Regions from separate parts of the Homo sapiens genome. Here region 1 is linked to region 2. The links are chromatin loops, found by intact Hi-C in ENCODE. Cell type or tissue: Calu3. All regions are shown on one strand.

Region 1 (8,000 bases), 540 kb after region 2:
ACTATATATATATTTCTAGAAATATATATTTCTAAATTTAAAATATATAGATAATATATTTAGAATATTCTCTAGAATATATAATTATATAATTATAATTATATAAGATTATATATTACATATTATAACTATATTATATGTAATTATATAATAGAATATATAATTATTATAGAATGTAATAAATAGCTTGGCATATGCCCAAGCATACCTGGCCATAATTGTCCCAACTGTCCCCCCTTCACAGAGCACACTCTTTTCTTCTCTTTCTCCAGGTTCTTACCAATCCCCAGAGTATGACAGACTTCGTCAGCAGTCCTCATGGCTTTGGGAACAGTAAATTATACCAGTCACATATAACATCTTCATACTGGAGAAATGACACTGGGTTCACAATCTGAATCTCAATATACTAATGTCTTTTAATCCATGGATTTTTTTCATCAAGTTAAAAATATCTGCCCCTAAACTCACCCATTGTGTTGATACATCAATGGCTTAAAGTAGCTAGTGATTGGTGAATCTCAGAACATATTCAAATCTTCCATCCAGTTTTATTCCCTACATCATGGAGAATAAAAATGACAAAATAATAACTACTCTGTTATTGGCAAGCGCTAAACACTTTCTATAGAGTCTCCTCTTTGAATCCTCACCACAATACCATGATGAAGGTTTAATGACCCCATCATGCAGATTAAAAAACTGAGGCTCAGAAAAGTGTAGTAATTTTCACCACCACTGGGAGGTAGTGAAATCAGTGTTCAAAAGGGTCTCACTCAAAAGCCAATAACAAAGGCTCAAAAGAGAGAAAAAGTGTTCTGCATAAATACAAATATGAAATGAAATTTGAACACAGAAAAAAAGGTAGTTTTATATCTGAATCATTTCTTAGAAGTGTTTGAATGCTGTTAAGTCTGAATATGAACCTCTAATTGCCTTTGAATCCATGATCCTATTCTCATAATCAAACTCCTCATAAATACCACAGTTTTACCTTGGAAGAATGTATCTTTTATATTCACCTTAATTTTGAAAGTTTCTTAAATTCTCCACATATAATGCATTATAAATTACTATTAATCTGTCTATTTGCTAAAATTCTTAAATGATTTATGAGATAAAAATCTTAATACAAATGATTTAGCACTTTTGTAAAATAAACTGGTAGAAATTTTAAGATAGGTCAAAATAATTAAAGTTTTAAATGCACTCAAAAGAAAAGGTAAATTGTATGCTAAAATTCTAAAATGACTTAAGTATGCCTAATCTATTGTTGCTCCACTACACTTACTTTCTAAAGTTGACAATGGCCAATAATTTCTTCTTTTTGTAATAAATTTTCCCTAGTGCATATATGATTTTTGTCTATCTTCATAATAAATTTTCCCTAGTGCATATATGATAGTTGTCTATCTTCATCTACAGAAGATACTGAGCTTCCTAACCTCTTGCTAAACAAAACAAATATAACTTCTGCAGGTCTACAGATTCATTTGCCAATAATTTGTTTATGCAATGATAATGCAGTGAAGTTATCCATGTTTAAGTGTAAAACAATGAAAGACATAAATTTTTATTTTTACTGGAAATGAGAGTGTTCCACTGTTCTGAACAATCCATTAACTACTATACCTAAACAAAGTCTTTATATTGTTATGTTTCTCATTTCATGACTTTTTATAGCTAACATGTTTTCAGCCAAAAATAATGTGATTAGAAAAGAGTTCAATAAAAATATGTGGCAATGCAATAAGTATAGAAGTTAATGAATTTCTCTATGACTAGAAAACAATTATTGATTACCTATTTTTGGAAAGCTTTAAATCAATTTTCATGTCATTTACTATAAAAAGTTTCTGGAAAAAAACTCAAGAGGAGTTAGATAAAAGGTTTTGAAACTAATAAGATATTGATTTTTCTAACTTTGTATGCTAATTTGTGGATTTAATAGCCCCTAATTTAATTAGACTAATGCCTTTTTGTGTCAATGAGGCTTGTAGAGAAAGGCTGCCTGGCAAACTGTCTGAATTTCTGAATTGGTATATCTCCAAAGAGAGAGAAAACACTTCTAGCTTGGGAACCTCAGTTAATAGCGCAACCTAAATAGCTATGAATTTGGAAGATCTGTGTGGTTTTACACTTATTTCTTAGTAATCTGCCACTCTGGGTCAGTAGAATACATTAGGAACTGAATAAAATTTTCAGTTAGGTTCAATATCAATTAGATTAATACAATTAAGCATTAGAATATGAAAAGAGAATATAGTAGACTTAACATCTGTGATAATACTGAAGGATGGGGGGACAGGGAACAGAGAGAAAGGGACAGAGAAGAAGAGATTGATTATTAAAAAGATAGCGATGCAATTAAAATCTATCAATAATAAAAAAAAGCCAGTTGGAGTCTCTTCACAAACTAAGAATTTTCTTTTGTTGTTTTTTTGTTTTTGAGACAGAGTCTCCCTCTGTCACCCAGGTTGGAGTGCAGTGGTGTGATTTCGGCTCACTGCAACCTCTGCCTCCTGGGTTCAAGCCATTCTCCTGCCTAAGGCTCCTGAGTAACTGGGACTACAGGCGCCAGCTACCATGCCCAGCTAATTATTGTATTCTTTTTTAGTAGAGGCAGGGTTTCACCATGTTGGCCAGATTGCTCTTGAACTCCTGACCTCAGGTGATCTGCCCACCTGGGCCTCCCAAAGCGCTAGGATTACAGGTGTGAGCCACCACGCCCGGCTAAACTAAGAATTTTCTGACAACCACTAGATAGTAATCATAATAGATCTGAAGTTATCTTTTATTTTCCAAGTCCAAACAACTTGAAAATGTATTACAGAAAAACGAAACAGTCAATGTTGAACAGGAAGGAAGGAAGGAAGGAAGGAAGGAAGGAAGGAAGGAAGGAAGGAAGGAAGGAAGGAATGGCGGGCAAAATATATAATCTACAAATGCAGAAGTCACTCCTGGAATCAAGTCTGATATTAAGACATTCCTCCAGTAACAGAAGCTGGACTTCCAAAACCGCCTTTCTTTTAACCACTGTGAAAGCCACCCATGCTTTATCTGCACCAAGTCGACCCTACTGCCTCTGGTGCCTTCCAAGCTTTTCTGGAACATTACCTCCTCCTGGTGGCCTGAAAGGGAAGCTATTGAGCCCCTTTCATCCTTCCTTACCACCTGATTTCTCCCCCAACTCTACAAATTCACACTGAACAGCTGACCTTGAACAACACAGGTTTAACTGCACAGGTCCGCTTATATGTGGATTTTCTTCTGTGTCTGCCACCCCTGAGACAGCAAGGCCAGCCCCTCCTCTTCCTCCTCCTCAGCCTACTTAACATGAAGAGGATGAGGATGAAGACCTTTAAGATGATCCACTTCCACTTAATGTATAATAAATATATTTTCTCTTCCTTGTGATTTTCTCAATAATGTTTTCTTTTCTCTAGCTTACTTAATTGTAAGAATATGGTATATAAAATATAATATACAAAATAGGTTAATCAACTGTTTATGTTATCAGTAGAGCTTCCTGTCAACCATAGCCTATTAGTTAAGTTTCAAAACAGTCAAAAGTTATAAGCAGATTTTTGACTTCGCAGGGGCCAGTGCCCCAAACCCCCACAGTGTTCAAGGGTGAACTGTATTTTCACTGTTTCCATATCTTCCTGCCATGACTCAAATAATTTCAACTCAGGGATTAATTTGCAGATTAATTTGCACATCTATCCTTTTTTCATTCTATCTCTTTCAATTTTTAGTAAAATTTCCTTAGGAAAATAATTTTCTTCTTCTTATCTTTCCTCTTTCCATCTCACTCTTTGATTTCTACAATGAGCTAAAAATTGACTGTTGAGTTTAGGTTTGAATTTCAGGTAAATTATCAATAATTAGTGTGTTACTTTGAGAAACAAGACTTTGGAAAATTATACCAAAGAGGCTTAAAGAAAGATATAATAATATCAAGAAAAAGGAAAGCCACCAATGTACTTGAAATAAGTATCAGAACCAGTCCTATCTATGTTAAATATAATTTTTTAAATGTTAGGTCCAGTAAATCTGCATTAAAGGTAATTGAAATAATATCAGAACTATTACTTTCTACATTAAATGATTTGCAAAATGCCTAAAATGTTATTTGAAATATCTAAAATTGTTTTCTCCATCTATTAAAACCTCTGAACTAAATGTGCCAATATACTATAAGTGTTATATATTAAAAGCTAGTCCTGGTTTACTTTTACTGCCTCTTGGTTTGCACAATACAGTCTACTTTTTTCATTGTTAATGTAGAATGTATCATGGACTGTTATATGGATTATATGGATCTTTATTGGCTAGTGTTTGACTAAACACTTTTCGTGACATCTATTAGGAGGTAAAGCTCTGCATATTTTATACAACAGAGAATCACAGGGACATGGGGAGCAAAAAGTCAACTTCCCACAGCACCAAGCAGACCAATAGCGGCTGTGTTTGCTGAGAATACACCCTCCCAGCATGAGGGAAAGATCAGGAAAACACAATATAACTAGCATTAGCCCAAACATGGAGCATGAACCTCCACCATCACCTTGACAAGAGGCAGTCTCATGAAGAGAAAAGAGCACTGGTTTGGAACCAAACAAACTTAAACTTTGATTCTTAATCCACCTTGTAAGTAGCAATTTAACCTTGACCAGATTACTATATTCCCTGAGCAATAATTTCCTCAATTGTAAAATTCGGCTAGTGAGGTTTGCATTCTAGGGCTGTACTAACACATGCATGTATGTGTGCATGTATATATAGCTGCACATACACACATGTATATACATATTTCCCTTCGACCTACTTGTCATTGATCTGACCTTTACAACCTTCTACTTTGGGGCTACATTTGGGGCCACTTTGGGGCTTCAATCTCTTCATTCAGTCCCATGAGGCTGTTAAAAATTGTGGCAAACATATCCAGTCTTAAATATTTATGGCCTCGTGACTAGAAGAAAAATGGCTTTTTCTAACCAGAACAATCAGGAAAAAAAGTTCTGGGAAAGCACTATTATTGGCCCAGACTGAGATAAATAGTCATTGTTAGACAATGACTGCTCTGGGGAATGTAGTACTATATTGAACCAGCCTGAGACAGGACTAAAGGGGCAGACGTCTCTTAGGCCTGTGTTATATCGATTATAAATATATAATCAATAATATAATAATTGATTATTTCCTATTTGTCTTAAGCTGAGACCTGTGCCCCTTTAGTCCTGGCTCAGGCCGATTCTTTAAAATATCTGTGGTATTTTTTCTCTCTGAGCAGACACAAAGACTGGCTTACACAAAGACCATGTCAGCATCTTGGACTCTTTACTCTTTAGAGCTGATATACTTTAACATCTCTCTAAAGTCACAAATCATTATTCATTCTTCAGCTACATCCATCAGCCTGGATGCTGGCAGTCATTTTCTAGCTGGGTACCACTTTCAGATTCATCTTCCCAGCACTATACTTTCACATTACTTCTAGATTCAAGAACCAATCATGGTTTTGTATGGCCTGTCATAGAGATCAAACCTCTGCCATTTAGTCTTAAAGCTTCTTCAGTGGCTGGCCCTCCCTTATCCAGCCAACTTTATCTGCTACTATTCCTTCGCATGAACCATTCTTCTGGGATACTTAACAGTCTCTGATCATGCCACAGTTATTCTCCTCTAGGCCTCTGATTGTGCTAATTTTATTGCCTAAAATGCTCTACTCTCTCTGTTCCAAATCCCAATAATTCATTATAGCCTAATGCTCCAATTCTGTCCTATTTTTATATGCAACTCATACTGATCTCTCCCTTCCTTGAATTCTTACAGCATTCATGTGGAATCATTTATATAGTAATTGATTATTTCCTATTTGTTCTGCCATTTCTCCATTTTGGTTATAAGAACTTGCAGAGCAGAGATGTGCTTTTGTGTCTTCCTCACAGTGCAGGTCATAAAACACACATAACCACAAACTTGATTTTCATGCCCTTTGCAGGCCAACAACCACCTTCTTCCATACCCTAAAGAGTTAATCTTAGAATTAAAAACAAACAGGATTTCTCTGTGATTAAGCTCATCTGTCTTATTTCTCTGTAGCTGTCATGAAAATGTTATGTTTCTAATTCAACGTTTATGTCCAGTTCTGCTACTGCATAAAGGTCATCTTCATCTAGTCATGCGACACAGGAGTCAGAAACTGGAAATTCACACATGTTTACAACAGCTTCATTGCAAGCAACTACCCCACAGGGAACACCTGGTGCTCTGAGTCACAAATAGGCCAGCAGTCTGCAGTTGTGGACACCAGCACCTACCTCCTAAAACACCTGAAAACCTTACTCCTAAATCTTAAGTAGCTAGTTTAGCCTTACATCAAGCTGATAAGACAAAATACCACTTCCTCCTGCCTTAATTGAGCTGACATCAGTGGTTGTTATTTTGAGGAGTGATGAAAATTTCCTGAGTGGCTTCTAAAAGATGTTATTGCATTTTTGTTTTAACTTATGAATGCACAGAACCTAAAACCTACTAAGATGACATACAAAGACCTGACATTTTGAAGTAAATACATAAGACCAATGACTATATAGAAAAACAAGATGTACGTACTTTAATACTATTGATTGATTTATGTAGAAAGCTGCAGAAGTGGGAAGTCATAGCAAGTGGGGACAGGAAGGAAACAATCTCTGATTTAGAGTGATAAGTGTCTCAAAACTAAATTAAATAAACTAAAGCAACCATCTGTTTTACAAACTGAAATGATTAATTTTTAGTAAATCTTCTGATGGTGCACTATTTTTGGCAGAGTATTAATCTACAAGAAACAGAGCAAACGGGCAATCCCACACATTTCATAAAGGATAACTACATTTTCCAGTTATCCATCTGGGTCCTTTTCATTTCAGTAGTTTAATTAAAACTCAATGGTATTATCAATCTGTTACGTTTTTCATGTTGATGGCTATTACATTTACAGTACAGCAGGAGTACAAATTAAAGTGAGAAGATGATAAATCTCATCTTCAAATTTCATTTCTGTTTCTCTAGTAACTAATACTCTGGTAATATTTTTTAGCTCACTCATGTTTATAGAACTATTTTCATGATTTTTATGATTAAAATAAAGGGAAAAAAGGGAAGTGATTTTTCAATAGCTTTTATTCCTTTTTGCATATATTATGTTTTGTGACTCTTCTATCAACCCACTCTGCAGATATATTTCAGATGAGCTCCTAAAACTCTGTAATTATAATTTTCTTCTGTTAAATATTTGTTGTATTTTTTCTGTATAAATCTTTTAATGTTAGACTTCCTCAAATTAAAATAAGATGCATATCATTCAATTATGAATTATGGGTATTTAAATTTATATGTAAAATACAGTTATTTTTTGTATGAATCATTAACCAAAAGCAATTATTGCCTTTTATACCAAGAATTCACCTTCCAACCTAGGTCATTAGATATGCATCCTTTCAGGTATACCAGGATACAGTCACATCATCTTATTAACATAAAATTGTACATTGGATTACAATAATGTCAAACACAGGATGCAGTGGGTTAGGCTAAAAACAAACGCTATACAAATGCTTTCAAAATGCAGATGGTTCCCAACTTAGAATGGTTTGACTTACAATTTTTCAACTTTATGATGGTGCAAAAGCCATATGTGCTTAGTAGAAACCACACTTCAAGTAACCATACAACCATTCTGTTTTTCATTTTTAGTACAGCGTTCAGTGAATTATATGAGATATTCAACACTTTATTATAAGATACACTTTGTGTTAGATGATTTTGCCCAAAAGTAGGCTAATGTAAATGTTCTAAACATGTGCAAGGCTAGGCTAAGCTATGATGTTTGGTAGGTTAGGTGTGTTATAAGCATTTTCTACTTATGATATTTTCAAGATGGGCTTATCAGGATGTAACTCCATTGTAAGTCAAGGAGCATCTGTATTAAAAACTTCACAACTGTAAGC
Region 2 (8,000 bases):
AACAAGCAGAAGTGCAAACCACAGTGTGAAGACGGGCTCTTCCTATGGCACCACGTGCCACCCCAGAACTTTGAGGATCACAAATTTGAATTTAGCTTTCTGGGTAGTTATGAAGGTGTATTTGTCAAGGCAGAAGGATAAAACGTATTTTATATAACAGTTTGTTGGCTTGTTTTATAACTTAACAATTTAAACATATGAAATGTGGATGTGTATTTGAATTCCCTCTCCAAATCACAGATATTAAGGGATGAGCCTGGCTTTTGATGTTTGTCTTAGAAATGGGAAGAGCTGGCCAGGTGCAGTGGCTTACACCTATAATTGCAGCACTTTGGGGGGCCGAGGCTGGTGGATCACCTGAGGTCAGGAGTTCAAGACCAGCCTGGACAACACAGCAAAACCCTGCCTCTATTAAAAATATAAAACATTAGCCAGGCGTGGTGGCAAGTGCCTGTAATCCCAGCTACTTGGGAGGCTGAGAGAGGAGAATCACTTGAACCTGGGAGGCAGAGGTTGCAGTGAGCTGAGATTGTGCCATTGCACTCCAGCCTGAGTGATGAAGTGAGACTCTGTCTCAAAAAAGAAAAAAAAAAAAAAAAAAAAGTAAAGAAAAATAAAGAAATAGGAAGGGCTGGTGGAAGAGGGAGGGAAGACAGTCATTATACTGGTATACTCTGTCTAAAGACTATAGACATTCTCAGATTCAGCTGAAGAGTGCCAGACATTCTGATTTTTAAAGGAATATTGGGAATCCAAATTTTAATGCAGAAAATTCTAATTTTAAAATCTTGACAACTAATTTTAAAAATTGACAGCTGGTAGCAAACACTGACTAGTCCAAATAATGTATTCTGTAGCTGAGAGCTGGCCAGAGGCCCACTAGCTTACAACGGTTTGGGCTTGAAGAAAATTTGCAACATCATGGAGTTTCCAGTGCTCTTCTTTCAGCATCCTTACTAGCATCGTGATTAATAATAATGGCTACCTATCATTACATGCCAGGTGTTATATTAAGATTTTTGAACATGCTATTTCAACAGCATTCATACTTCCCAGTGTTTTTTGTTTGTTTGTTTTCATCCACGGGAAAGCTGAGGAGCTCAACCACCCATTTCCACTTGTCCCGTCTCTTTTATAATAATTTGTAACAAGAAATCTGTTTATCCTTTTGCTCAGCAAGTATAGTAAGGACAAAGTATAAGGTCATGGATTAGAACATTTACCTGGTCTGTGAAGAGATTAAACCTTGGTGAAAATTGTTGTAATTAAGTGAGTTAATCTGCTTCCCATATTGATTCCAAGTCTGTAATTCAATAATAGGTTCTGGGAAAGTGAAACTTGAACCTTCTAAGCAATATGGGCATTGGGCATAAAACTCTTCTGCTTCTATGCCAATAAAGTGTCATCTCTCAATTACAACTTCTTTTATAGCTTTTCCATAACTCCTTCAAATAGTCTTCTAGATGGGCTATAAAGTAGTTAATCAGAGTAAATTAAAATTTGTACTTAGTACTAAAATGTAAATTAATTGTATGTTTTCCCCCAAATCTAACCATTTGAAACATCTGGTATGGATATTTTAGTGCTTCATTCACTCTAATGGTGATAATTTTAGCAAGTTATTAAAACTACTTCTCACTTCCCCATCATAGTAGTCCAAAAGATGCAGCTAATGTTTCAGCATTGAAGCATCTCTTACAAAGTCATTAGAGAAACAACCGGTGCTCTTTGGTTCATCACAAAGTAAAATAGAGCAGAACGTTATCACCTGTCCACTGCCCACCAGACAATGAAACCACTGTCCTTACTGTGAAAAAAGTTTAAAGTTTTCAAGAATCAAGGGCATTAAAAATTAATCTTTTCACTGCTAAGTTTTATACTTTTGCATATCAATTTCCCCCAGCTGTGATAGTTTCTTTTATAACATCTGCTGGAGAGGAGGGATGCAAAGTGATTGTATTTAAGCACAGCAATACTTATTTGATGATTAAGGCCAACAGAATTATGGGAATTTTGTGACACGTAAATGATATAAATTATATAAAAACTAAAAATGCTCATTTCTTTTAATTAAGAAATAAGTCAGGAAAGATTTTTCCGATGTTCTGAATAATGTGCATTACAAATGACTGATAATAATTCATGCAAAGAGGATCGCATATTGAATTCAGAATGTTCATATTTCACTTTTACATTACAAAACTATTTCTATTCAGTTTTCTTTCTCTTAGTACTTCGCTATCTCTATTTAGCGTTATGCAGCTAACTTGACTAATTTTTCTCGCCAGAATTATTCAGTGTTCTATTCAATTACCTTTCTGGTTTGATCTCTTAGACATGGGAGACTTAAATATTAATCCCTGTAATCCCAAGGGTGAGGAGCCAGAATCTAGACAGATCCAGATAGGTCTTACATTCAAACCAGTAAATGTTCTATTTTCATAAATTATTTTCCCTGGACTTTATTGAACTTGCCATTTGTTTCAGTTTCATATAGACATGGCCTAATCAACTACATAAAAACCAACATTTTAAAAGTTGACAAATACACAGAATTAGCAATTCAGTAGTCAATAAAAAGGTCCAATCTCTTTTGACCACACCGATACATTAAAAGGACTGAATCAAACTTTTCCCCTTTTACTCTCTTTCACAGGGCTTGATGCTTCCTGTCTGGTTTCTAGCTCTGACTGATGTAGAGGGTAATGTAAACACCATAAAGAATCCATAGGGAAGTTCATATAAGGCCAAAAACGGAATCTGAAAATAAAGTATCTAAATATACATGCTAACTATTTTCCAGTGACTCAATTTACTCAGAGAAAATAATGTAATATTTTCACTATGTCAAAAGTTCTACCCACCGCCCCCACCCCCACCCCCCACCCCTCCACACACACAAATCTATTTGCCTCTGAAGCTTTTATTTTTTCTTTTCTTTTTTGTTTGGAGGCACACAGACTTTCCCTCATGTGGTTCCAAGTGCTCAGCCCTTGGAGACTCATAATGGCGATAGAAGATAAGACACATGCCTTCTAGCATCTTCAAGTTTAGAGGACAAACCAGGAGAGACACATGCAAAACAGTAGAACAATAGCAAATAACTAGATGGGTATGTACATACTAAACCAAGCTTTAAGTGTTTGATGTCTCATTGCCTTGCACTTGCTAAGATTCTACCCTCACCTCTTCTGAATGTATCATCCCTCTGGGGCTTTTTAAACTTTTTATAGCAACTGTATATCTAAATCTAAATATATAAATCTCCTTAAATGACAATTTTCACTGGGATTTCTTTTCATAAATACAGGCTCTTATTTCACTTTCCTGCAAAATAATATGCAGCTCTACTTCTCCCTGCCAGCTGCTATTGTTACAAGCATTACTAAAAGGTGTTTCAACTTCAATAGTCTACAGAAGGTTTAACTTGGATCAAAACATTCTGGAGAAATCTATAGAAAATATTAGGCTTAGTTTTCTTCATTAGCATTCTTATGAGCACTCATTAATATGTGCATAATTTTACTATGCCTTTAAATCATTCATAAATAACCCAAAGAGGCTTACATAGTTACAGAGGTCAGAGAAAACAGAAGGAGAAACATGTGTTGTATGCATGTATTGCTTATCTGATTTGGGGTTTCCTTATTTATCATTTGAGTGAGGCATGAAGGTTGTTTACAGAAAATAGCTTGCAAGATAGAATCATCCCTTTGCCAAAAATGTAAGTGTCAAGGAAGAGCCCTGGTCAATGCAACTTGCATCCTCATAGAGAAAGTATTAGGCCAATTTTTCCATTGCAGATGAGACTTTCTGATATGTGACTTAAAACATTACTTAATTTTCCCATCTCAACATTTTATTTAAAATTAATTATACTTTTGTCAAATTAGGTATCAAAAAGAGAGTAACATTAAGTGTATATAGGGGACATTCTTATTTACTCCTCAACAAGCATTCCACCCTAGGTGATCAGCCTACGAAAAAACCTTCCCACTAGTTAATACACACTAGCATCTCAAAGTGTAATCTGCAGACCAGCAGCTTTGCCCTCATCTGGCAGCTGTTAGAATTGCAGGCTATCTCCTTTCCCCAGACCTACTCAATCACAATGTGCACTGAAACAACATCTGTCAGATGATTCACGTACATATTAAAGTCTGTGAAGTCCTGCCCTCCCACACCAGTATATAACAAATGTATTCCAGGTGTGACTGAGACATTGCTGTCACCACCCCACAGAGCCTAGGGTCTCAGATCGTTCACTGCTGCCTTAAGCAGTTCTGAACATGTATCCCAGTTCGTCAGACAAATATTATAGATTTCTATATGTGCCAAGAAGTTTAAGAAATAAAAGGTTGGAAACCACTTGTCTGAGCAAATCAAGCTCTTCCCAGGACTTCTTCCAATGAGTAGTTCACGAATGGACATACATGCAGCTTCAGTCAGTGAGGCATGAGGGAAAGGCTTCTGGGGGAGCTGGGGAGGCATTGGGAGAATTTTATTGTACTTAAGATTCCCAGAACAGCAACACTCTCTTATTCTTTTGGTCACTGCTGCTTCAGGAGGCTACTCTGCAAACTGCTGGGCCATTTTGCTAACAACCAGAGGATGAAGCCAACACTGAAGATGACAAAACAGACAGAGATGAAAAGAAGCTCTGTCTTTATGACATTGCTGAGCCACAGAGCCAACCTGCCCTGGAGTCTCCATAACCTCTGGACTTCTTGCTATATGAAGTAATGCATTTCCTTACTCTTCAAGCCCATTTTGGCTTAAGGTTTCTTTTAGTTGCAAATCATCCTAATAAAGAGGAGAAAGGGCAATTTTGCTGATTGCGTGCAAACTGGTTTCATGTATATTTGAAAAAGGTAAAGCAGCTCAGATGCCAAAGCATCTAGAGTAGGCGTGTCCAATCTTTTGGCTTCCCTGAGCCACATTGGAAGAAGAATTGTCTTGGGCCACACATAAAACACAGTAACACTAATGATAGCTGATAAGCTAAGAAAAAAAAATCATAAAAAAAAACCATCTCATAATGTTTTAAGAAAGTTTACATATTTGTGTTGGGCCACATTTAAAGCCGTCCTGGGCCACAGGCAGGCCATGGGTTGGACAAGCTTGATCCAGAGCATTATTATCAATACTTCACACTTTATGACCTCCCACTCAAAACTGGAATGCCAGTGCTCAATGGAAACTCATTGAGCAGTAGAGTAAAATAAGTGTGTGATGAATAAATGAAAGAACGAATGAATAATAGCACAAGTACACTGAGTTAAAGTCTTCCAAAATATTTACCGTTACCTTGAATTCCATTTTATTGTTACCACTTCTCTTTTTGAAAGCTACTGGGGCTTATGAACAAATTACTGTTTGCTACAAAATTCTCATCCATATTATAAACTTATATCATTTTACCCACCTGCATAATACTTGCAATGCTTTTAATTATATAGCATGAGGATACACATATAATATTTAATGAATAATGCAAAGGAAAATATATTTACCACCATATCGTGCCACTCCAAACCATGGGAACATGAAATACCTTATATTTTATTTTTCCACATATTCAGAGGAATATACACAGCCATCAGGTAAGGTCTTTCCCCACCTAAGCAATAGAAAGTTGTTGGAAGCTTCAGGTTCAGTTAAACCATCTTCCAAAAGAGATTACTTGCTCATGGTAAATGCCACTTGACATTAGTGGTTCAGAGAGTCATTGTCAGACGGCAATATTAGAGGATGAAGCCAGAGTGCTACTGGCTTGTTTGCCTCTAAGAACAATGAACATGTAGTACACACCCATGTTACTGATATGTCTTATTACACTTGCATTCATTAGGGTGGAAGATGTATTCAAAGTAGGAAAGAACAATGATGGACCAAGTGTCAGGACCCCTGTTCTAGTCAGTAATTAGGTGTCACATCACCGCTCTGAGTCCCAGTTACCTCATTGACAGAATGAAGGGGTTGCCTTAGACAGCAATTCTCAGTCTTATCTGCCCATTAGAATCACCTGGAGATTTATAAACATATAGACAGTTGGATCACATTACTAGATATTCTGATTTAATTGGTCCAGGAAGAGGAGCAGGGGTCATAAATCTCATGTAAATCTAATGTGCAGCCACGTTTGGCAACTAGTAGATTAGATATTTTTAGGCTTCTTCCCAACTTGAACTGTCTTTTATTCTAGTATTCAATTGTCCTGGAATGTCTTAGTTATGTTCAGCCAGGTACTCTTTTTTTTTTTTATGAATGGGGAATGCCATTGAAGGGGCTCACATCCCAGTCCCACCCTACTCTGCCTCCTGCTTACTCCTAGTTTCAGACAAACAAAACTATACTTGGTAGCAGTGGTAGAAAAAAGGATTAATATATGGCAGAGCACATAAAGGAGAAAAAAAAGGCTCCTTGTAGGATTGTTCTGAAGCCTTTGCATGTCCTTATTTCTCTCTCCTAAATTGGAACATGCTTTGGGCTCTACACCCAGATTTGCTCTTTGCAATAATCTTGATTCAACATCCACAAAGGATAAGGAATCAGTCTCAGGAGAGACCACATAAGATTGCAGAGAGAGATGATTATACACCTATTTTACTCCAAACACAAGCGACTGAACATACATATCTAATCGACCACTGGGCTATCATAAAGCATATTTTTATTGGAAATAAAATTTACTTCTGGTTTCAACATGGATAGCATAGACCACACACTATCCTCAGTAAAATAAATAAATAAATAAATAAATAATTTTTTAAACAGTCAATTGAGCAGCTCTTCAATATGGAGATAATACTAATAGCAACTTTTCACTGTGCTCTGGCCAAATTCCAACTACTGGAATCTGTATTTCTATGCCTAAGGGTTTCTTCCAGAACAGAAGACTGCTTATGCTTAGTACAAAGTGCAAAGACTTAACATTCCCTCCACCAGGGACTCTCAGAAATTTCCTTATGAATATTCCAGCTCCCTGGCCCTTCAGGTGAGATAAATCTGAGGCAAGTGTTTCGCACAGCCTCCCAGAGTTACCCACAAGCTTAAACTTCAGTGGCCACTATGGTACCTGGCTTAATAATGTGTCTCTCTTGGCTTCTTCTTCTCTTTGTAACACTTCCTACTCACTTTCCTAATGGTGTTGTCTGCACTTAATAATAAAAATCTTACTCCTGAATTCTGCACTCTTTCTGGAAGAACCCAACCTAAGATAACACTGTTAGCAGTTTTCAAGTCACTTGTGGGAACTGAGTAGTATATGTTTTGAGGGTTTTGGGGAGGGATAAACATTAAAACCAAAAAGTAAATGAGGAAATCATATTGTAATGTAATGTGAGAGACCCAACCAGATGCCCCTCTATCAATTATGATGGACCTAAAGGTTAAAAAAACAGTTATCTACAAGTTAGAGATTCAGGGTCCGGCTGGCATGACAAATATCTATATTCCTATGGTCTAAACCTCCTAACCATAGGAGCCATCAACCCTGATTTACAACCCAGACCTACAACTCTGATTACACAGAGGACCAGCCTTACAAACATCCTTTTCTGATAAGCTATTGCAGACTTTAAGCCAGTTTTAGTCAGCTTATAGAGGCTGTGCAGAAGCTGCCTTTGTGTCTTACAGATAACTTTTTGACATAAAGTGCAAAATTCCACCTCATTTTAATGCTAAAGCCCTCCCAAGTGAAGATGAGATATTTGTTACATATATGTCTATCCATTGTTTATGCACTCACCTCACCTCATATACATGTACAGCTTTTCCCCTAAACCTGCTAAATATGGATGATACTGGCTCTGTGAGGCAAAAACCCAATATGTCCTTCTCCTCTTCAAAGAGAGAACATCTTTTGTCCACACTGGAGACTTTTACTTCCAGGCTTGATAACCAATATTGCCAATAAAGCTCTTGTAGCTATTATTTGGCCATCCTGGTGGTCTTTGGAATGATAGTAGAGAAAGAAAAGCCACAGAAGGGTAAATGGG

Evidence for each region. A loop is a pair of places that touch in the nucleus more often than their neighbours do. Peaks named below come from ENCODE experiments on the same cell type or tissue, not always from the same donor. Only the 100,000 strongest peaks of a DNase experiment are listed, where the experiment ranks them.
Region 1: a loop joins it to region 2, with 2.5 times the contacts of the local background. A loop is called at or near these places in 6 of 110 quality-filtered maps.

What each region holds. Positions count from the first base shown.
Region 1 is chr2:136,928,028-136,936,027 of GRCh38, reverse strand. The region is part of intron 2 of THSD7B (thrombospondin type 1 domain containing 7B); the gene reads right to left. Among named protein-coding and RNA genes, the nearest start is that of THSD7B, 170 kb to the right of the region's middle. In Calu3, a CTCF peak has its summit at 3,172 (motif pointing left); a DNase peak (open chromatin) is centred at 3,117.
Region 2 is chr2:137,463,514-137,471,513 of GRCh38, reverse strand. The region is part of intron 15 of THSD7B (thrombospondin type 1 domain containing 7B); the gene reads right to left. Among named protein-coding and RNA genes, the nearest start is that of HNMT, 500 kb to the left of the region's middle. In Calu3, no CTCF peak of the experiment used is centred here; a DNase peak (open chromatin) is centred at 4,053.